Linked DNA regions of Homo sapiens: regions 1 and 2 are each linked to region 3. A link is a loop called in an ENCODE intact Hi-C map of the cell type or tissue named here. Cell type or tissue: Caco-2. All regions are shown on one strand. Region 1 overlaps LOC105369698 (a long non-coding RNA gene). Region 2 has its middle 41 kb from the start of BCAT1-AS1. Region 3 has its middle 20 kb from the start of LINC00477.

Region 1 (2,500 bases), 52 kb after region 3:
TAGAATTCTCAAAAACAGGCATACGAATGGCTAACAAGTGCAAGACAGTCCCAGCTTGCAATGGTTCAACTTTTGATTTTTCAACTTTATGATGGTACAAAAGCAATACACATTCAGTAGAGACTGTACTTAGAATTTTGAATTTTGATGTGAAATTCTTTATAATAACTTTATTATAAAATAAGCTTTGTGTTAAATAATTTTGCCCAACTGAAGGCTAACGTCAGTGTTCTGATCACATTTAAGGTAGACGAAGCTAAGCTATGATGTCTGGCAGATTACATGTATTAAAAGCATTTTCAAGTCACAATATTTTCAACTTACGACGAATTTATCGGAAGAGAATTCCATTATAAGTCGAGGAGGCCCTGTATATGATAAAAATTCTTCACATCACTAATCGTCAGGAAACTGCAAATCAAAACCATAATGAGATTTTATGTCATCTGTTAAAATGGCTATTCTCAAAAAGACAAAAGACAACAAGTATGGACTAGGATGTAGAGAAAAGGGAACCCTTGTACACTCTTGGTAAGATTTTATATTGATACAATTATTATGGAAAACAATACAGAGGTTCCTTAAAAATTAAAAATAAAACTAACATAGAATTCAGCAACCTTAGGTGCTACTTGTGAAAGCTGAAGCTTTGAGAATTCCGTGCAGCCTTATCCCCTTGATCTTGTTCAGAATCTTTTGTCCCTCAGTGGAAGACTAAACTGAAAAAAGTGGGAATGCCCTTTATACAGGCATGGAAGTTTTGCAATATAGGCCAGGCATACCTTTCTTATCATAAGTAAAAAGAGAGAGAATGTCCTCCCTGAGTCAGTGAGAAGGAATCTACATCCTAGCACACAGCGTGGTGCCCTTACAAGATATTCAGTTTTATAATCTGCGTTCTGACATAAGGAGGAGTTCATGAATCCATAGTGGGTGTCCCATCTTTTGGGGAAAGTGGTACTAACTGTACTCCTGTCCCAACTTTGGTTGCTACAGCTCAGGCAGTTTCTCTTGGTGAGGTGAGAGCCATGATCACAGCCACAGTGAGCTGCAGTAAGAGAAGAAGCAATCACTTAGAAGATGGCAGGGAGCAGCTCGCTCACCTAGAGGGACTTCTCAACAGCTTACCCATGGAGAGGATTATGCCTAGTGTCAACAAAACAAACTGAGCAAACACTGGATTTGAGAAATGTGAAATGGGTGGTTTACTTAGTGCAAGATTGTTTTCTGAAGCAAACTGAGAACAGGTCTGTATTTCTTTTTAAGCCCACCATACCTCTCAGAACTGGGAGAACTGTGATGAAGTACTTGTTTCATGTACTTTGCAACAATTTTCTATCACTGGATTCTCAAACCTTAATGAATCTGCTTGGACCGACAAATAAAAATGTAAAGCAGGTAAGAAGATTTTGTTGAAACAAAATAAGAAAACCAGATTTAATCTGCAGAACCATAAATTTACATATAGCTTTCTAGGACACTATCATATCGAATGAAAATACGTGGAGCAACCTCAACAGATCTTATATTTTTTTAAGAAAGACACTCGAATGCAGGAATCATGTTCTCAGCTTCTCCTCTGACCATCACTCCCAAGCACTTTGAAAGTTCAATAAATATTACTAATCTCCCTTGAGGTATACTGATCATAAGCATAGATTGTTACCGAATCCAGAGAAAATGGAGATTGACTATTCCTAAACTTCAGTATTCATACATTGCTATTTTTCTGTCTCTCCATTGGAATTATTTACATTCAGGTAATTCTATCTGAAAATAATGGATGCTCCTAAAACATGATACTAATACAAATTCCCTTCCAAGGAAACTGAACTCCAGCCTGTGCAGCTGAGTGAAGAAGAAATTCTTGCCATTTGAATGATTAGGAACTAATATTCTTCACCTAACTGGACCTTAGCCAATATAATTATTTAGGGCAAGATTGTATCCCTTCTTTCACATTGGTTTTATTGTGAGCCAAGGGGAAAAAAACATTATTCTAAACTCTTCAGCACTTTCCCTTTTAAAATAGTGAGACCATGTCAGAGTGAAAATAGCATGAATTAATAAAAGTTATACAGACAATAACACCAGATTTGTATAGACATATATAAAAATAATCACCACCCCAAAAAACAGTATCAATCAGAGAGGTTAACATTAATATATTTGAATGTTGAGATTTAGCAAACCATGGATCTATGGAATTAAAGCCATATAGCATCTCCAGAAGTTGTTTCATTTTATTGTTCCAAGTTAGGCTGCAAAAAGACAGAGGGATTAATTAAGTCCTATATTGGACAAGACTAGAACATGAATTAAAAGGCTCCTAACTGTAAATCCACGAGGAGCACTTACCAGCTGAAGGTCACGCTGCTGGTCACACAGCTTCGTTACTCACTTTAAACTGTAACCTAACTAGACGGTGGTGAGTCAGGTTTGTTTCCTTTCCCTTCTCCTCTGGCATCCCTGGGGGGCTTCTCAATTCAAAGAAACTCCA
Region 2 (2,500 bases), 220 kb after region 3:
AATTTTGAAAGTAAAATTAATATATTCTGGATTAAGTGTGAGTGAAATCGCATTTTAACTCAGTTAAAAGACATTCTTTTTAATAATCAGGTTTAAAATTTTGAATGACTATACATAAGATTTTTAAAAGAAGTATTCAGTTTGAATTTTGCTTGCTAATATCAGAAGAAACCCTACTTCTATGGAAAAGAGAACTGTATTCCATTTTCCTTAATCCTTTGTTAGTTTGTCTTCCTTAATGTACCCACTGTGGTTGTTTCTATAACATATGGGATTTTATACATTAAAGCAAAGCTGTGTTTGTAAAAAAGGAAAGAAAGAAAAGAAAAAAGAAAACTGCTGATTTTAAATTCCAGTTTTTATTCTATGTATACTATACTTGGTTATAAAAAAGTTACAGATCATTCAGTTTTGCCCAGATTTTACCCTACAGAAGTCCCTTTATTAAGAAATGAGATTTAATGAAAAGAAAAGTAGGGCTACTGTTTATGTGGCTGCAAATATCACTGGGGAAATATTTCATGTTTACATTTTGCTAAACTATTTATAGTGAGGACACATACTACAGTAAGGCCCTCTTTTCCCCATATAATGGATATCTTTGTGCCTTAATTCTACACACTTGCACAGTTTACATTTTTACCCAGTCTGCCCACATTTCATGCCACATTACTTTGTCCTCCAAAGCCTAGCTATATTGGAGCAACATCTTCTGGCAGAACAGAGACACTGAAAATCCAGAGAAATAAAACCCTGCCTGCCTAACAGTGTCTTAGATCGTTAGCAGGGAACACAGACCAAATTTAGCTATTTAACAAATCTCTCATTGATGATTATTGGGGTTTTTTCTTACCCTCACTATTGATCTTTGAAAGCTCTCAATTTTAAGCAACTGAGTTTCTTTCCCTGAATTAATGGTTAACACCTATTGCTGTGTTTTATCTATATTTTAACTATTTAGCATGGTGTATGAGTACACCATGTATGAATCTTCTAAAACAGTTCTTGCCTGAAGTATAGAATCAATGAGTGAACTTTGGAGTCCCTCTGGTGGTCATTTGAGTCAGTTTTAAATGAAACTGATCTCTTATAAGCCCTTAGATACCAGCCTCATCCATTGGCCATCTTATCTCTGCACCCCTACCCCCTCCCACCCTACTTCACTTTTACCACTCATCACACATAATTCCTCACGCTGCTCCTATGAAGCGCACAAATACAACGTAAATAATTTCTATAAATTTCTAATATTTGCTTGTGGAAACATTTTGCCCACAACATTGGATTTACAATAAAATGCTCTCCTGTTTTATGACGCTGCTGAAAATTAAAACTGTTGCCAGTTCCCTGATTCTTCAATAGGAAATCACAGCTTTGGTTTCTCCTTTCCTTAAGTAGATTTTACAAATTAATTGTAATTTTTAAAGCATATCTTTCTTCATGTGTGTGTGGCCCTTAATGACTTGTATTTCTTTTTAGTCACATGATTTAGTCTCTTTGAACATTAATTTCACTAAATTAAGAGCCCAAGTAGAAAACAGTTGTGCTCAGAATAAACAGTGATTTGGGGTAGTCACTGTGCAAATATATTGTCTTTCCCGTGATTCCTTCTTTTTACCTGTAGAGGAGCGATGTCTTCCTGGACTGGCCCTTGAGTGGTGGAGGAGGCTTTCAGGAAAAGTCTTGAACTGTGCTTAGAAGAGATTAAGAAGTCACTTACCTAGACGGAAGTGAGATGTCTTCTTGACATTATGTTTCGTCCCCTTGATAGTCCTGTCATTATCTATATTTCTAGTCTGTGGTCTTAGAATTTCAGAGCATTAAATGTTCAGTTCCCATGAGTTTGTGGTTTTTCTGAGTGGGTATGTATTTGCGTGCCTTCACTTTCAGTTGAAAGATATTCATCCTTCAGGGCTGTGTTTGCTTTTATTCAGAAAATAAGTATATTTAATGTACTGTTTTTGAAAAAGGAATGAAAACAGTGATTGAGCTGATATTGAGATCATCAAGTGTTTCTAAATCTCTCCAAACACATTGCTCCCTACATGCCCAGAAGGCACCATCTTTTCCTCTTAATATAATGGGTTTGCTTGAGTATCAAAATGCTGCATTATACAACACGAATCATCACACTGAAGATATCAATCACTTGTTTTATTAAATTAGAGTAAGAGAATTTAGTACAGAACAGAGGCAAAAAAAAAAAATTATTGCTGGGCATGGTGGCTCACACCTGTAATCACAGAGCTTTTGGAGGCTGAGGCAGGAGGATCTCTTGAGGCCAGGTGTTCATCACAGGCCCAGGCAATATAGTGAAACCCTGTCTCTACAAAAAAAAAAAAAAAAAAAATTAAATTAACCCATTATGTTGGTATACACCTCAGCTACTCAGGAGGCTGAGGCTGGAAGATGACTTGAGCCCAGGAGTTTGGGGTTTCAGTGAGCTATGATTGATTGCACCTCTGTACTCCAGCCTGGGTGACAGAGCAAGACCCTGTCT
Region 3 (2,500 bases):
CTGACCTCCTTCTTGCAGCTCGCCGCCCGGCCGCCCTCTCTATCCATCCGAAGGGAAGGAGCCCCAGAGTTTTCTTCCCCGTCTGCTGCAGAGTAACTAGATTGTAAATAACGCGGCGATTACCCACACCGTGCAGGAATTTTTTTTTTATCTGCCCTCCACTTAAAGGAGCGATAAAAATGAAATGGCAGGAGTGGAAGGAGCCAGGGAGAGCGGGATATCTCTAGATCTCGATGGAGCTCGCATCTATAAATACGCATTCATGTTTAGTCAAGTCCCTTTGTCAACTTCTTCCCGGCGCCTGAGCCTCAGCCGCTGCTCTGCGCCCAGGACCTGGCCCCTCCCGGCCCCCTAGTCCAGTGGTCAGGCGGTCGGGCCGGCAGGGAGGGCGCGCGCGGGGGGCTGCGGGGTCCGTGGAACCTTTCCGGGAGGCGAGCCGCGGGCTGCTGGGCGCGGAGGCTGGAGCCGCGAGAGGTTCGGCTGCTGAAGCGGCCACTGCCTCCCAGAGCCAGGCTCCGCGCCGCGCGTCCCCGCCGCCGCCGGCACTGTGCACCCACCTACTCCTCGGAGATTGGGGTAGGGGAAAAAAGTTTTGAGGCGCTCTCATCTCTGCCTCCGGGGTGGTTGAACTGGTTTGGTTTTGTGTTAAGCGAAGCCAAAAAAAAAAAAAAAATCACCACACACACACACACACACACACACACACACACACACAGACACACACACACACCCCAACCCAATGCCCAAGAACCAGGGAATGAAATTTAGTGATATTTAGGGAGAAATAAGGCTGGGCGCTGGGCTCCGACTCTTTCTGCCGCGACACTTGAGTGGGCGCGTGGAGCCGAGAGAGACCCTCAGAGTCCCATCCCCATCAGAAGAAACTCCGTCGGTGATGCCCTGAGCAGAAGCTGTGGGGCTGATTTAAGTGTGTGCTCTGACAGCTCCCGGGCTGCTCCGGCGCTTATCTCTTCTAATCTTACTTTCATTGACTTAAAACAGCTGCCGGTTTGCCAGGGGAAAAAAATCCTATTAAATCTCAAACCAGGGTGGGGCGGGGGCGGGGGTTCCTGACAGTGATCTTCCCAGAGCTAGTGTCCAGAAAAGAGCAGGGGGAAGGGAGAGCATTCACGGGGGTGGCTGCGTGTTGGGAAGGGGGTGATGGAAAGGGGACTAAGGAAACAATTCGAGCAACACGTTTCTTTTCCTCGCTGTAGCCTTCTCTCCTTTTGCTTTTATGCCGAGGTGCGTGTTCTCTGTCCCCATCTCTGTAATTCTCTGCAGACGCGCAACCATGGACTGCGCCGCGTCCCTGGGCACCCCCAGCATTACCCAGAGTGCAACAACACCATCAGGAGATCAATGACCAGACTCTATTTATTCTTCACGCGCCTAGAAGAGCAGGACTCCGGAGGAGCTTGGGAGCGAGGCTCGGGGCTTGGCTGTCTCTGGGCGATCTCTCCCAGACTTTTTCGGGCTGATTTCTAAACGGCAGTTAGTAAGCAAATGTAATTTCTCAATGCATGCCACACATACCAATCACAATATATTCACCTAGGAAAGTGAGACATCCTTTCTACCCCTTTCCACCCTTGGTAGATTTGTTTCTGGAGGTGGGTTGCTAATACCTGAGATTTTACACTTGTCAAGGGCGGAAACTTTCCCGGGTGTTTGATGATTGATTATGTGGTACCTGTTTTCTAAAAACGGCTAAACACCTTTCCCTGGAACAAAAGTGAGAAATGTAAATCTTAATAACTCAAGGCAAAAATTTCAAAGTGTAAGCACAGCTATTATCCACTCCCACAAAGAAAAGCTTCCTCTTACACAAATATTTGATAGCATAGAGCCCAGTAATTAAGAGAACAATCAAATAAGCTCAGGGCTTTCGTGGGGACTTTAAATTATCATCTGCCTAGAATTTATAAGCAGTGCAATCATTTGCTGCTTGGATATAACTCTGGATATGGCAATCTAAATGTCCATCCTTAAGCAATTTTACTATGTGTTCCTAAGTATTTAATGAGAGAGATGGATAATAATAATATTCAAATTGCTGGTTCAATGTAGCTTCATCAACTGTGTGAAAAAATTGTGTGTGTGTGTGCATGAAACACATTTCCTATATGTTTCCTTTCCTTACATTTTCTCTACCATGCAAGTTTCACATCAGAGCCACTTGCACATATGGCATAAGAATTCGTTGATGATCGTACTCCACCTTAAATTTAAGTGTTACTTTTATTCTAAGAGTTCCCAGTGTATGTTGAATGGTTTCTTCTCTTTTTGTTGTTGTTGTTGTTGTCGTTGTTGTTGTTTGTTGAATGGTTTATTCTCATAGTACATATGTAGTTGCTTTACAAAGTTAGCTATTACTATGTCAGGCCCAGTTCCTTAAATACTGTGCAAGAAGCAAACAGGGCCCAACTACAAAACAAGTTGCCTCTCGCTACTACTTATATGAACATACTTAACGTTTGAAAAGGGATTGTCATTTACA

Evidence for each region. A loop is a pair of places that touch in the nucleus more often than their neighbours do. Peaks named below come from ENCODE experiments on the same cell type or tissue, not always from the same donor. Only the 100,000 strongest peaks of a DNase experiment are listed, where the experiment ranks them.
Region 1: a loop joins it to region 3, with 4 times the contacts of the local background. A loop is called at or near these places in 3 of 110 quality-filtered maps.
Region 2: a loop joins it to region 3, with 6 times the contacts of the local background. A loop is called at or near these places in 3 of 110 quality-filtered maps.

Annotation. Positions count from the first base shown.
Region 1 is chr12:24,615,245-24,617,744 of GRCh38, forward strand. LOC105369698 (a long non-coding RNA gene) reads right to left here. Exons shown (of 3, transcript XR_001749046.2): 2 at 2,359-2,500; 3 at 113-2,261. Among named protein-coding and RNA genes, the nearest start is that of LINC00477, 32 kb to the left of the region's middle. In Caco-2, no CTCF peak of the experiment used is centred here; DNase peaks (open chromatin) are centred at 867 and 957; H3K4me3 peaks cover 595 bases.
Region 2 is chr12:24,778,056-24,780,555 of GRCh38, forward strand. No RefSeq gene overlaps it. Among named protein-coding and RNA genes, the nearest start is that of BCAT1-AS1, 41 kb to the right of the region's middle. In Caco-2, CTCF peaks have their summits at 1,065 (motif pointing left) and 1,266; no DNase peak of the experiment used is centred here.
Region 3 is chr12:24,562,819-24,565,318 of GRCh38, forward strand. No RefSeq gene overlaps it. Among named protein-coding and RNA genes, the nearest start is that of LINC00477, 20 kb to the right of the region's middle. In Caco-2, no CTCF peak of the experiment used is centred here; DNase peaks (open chromatin) are centred at 143, 313, 963 and 1,323; H3K4me3 peaks cover 1,809 bases.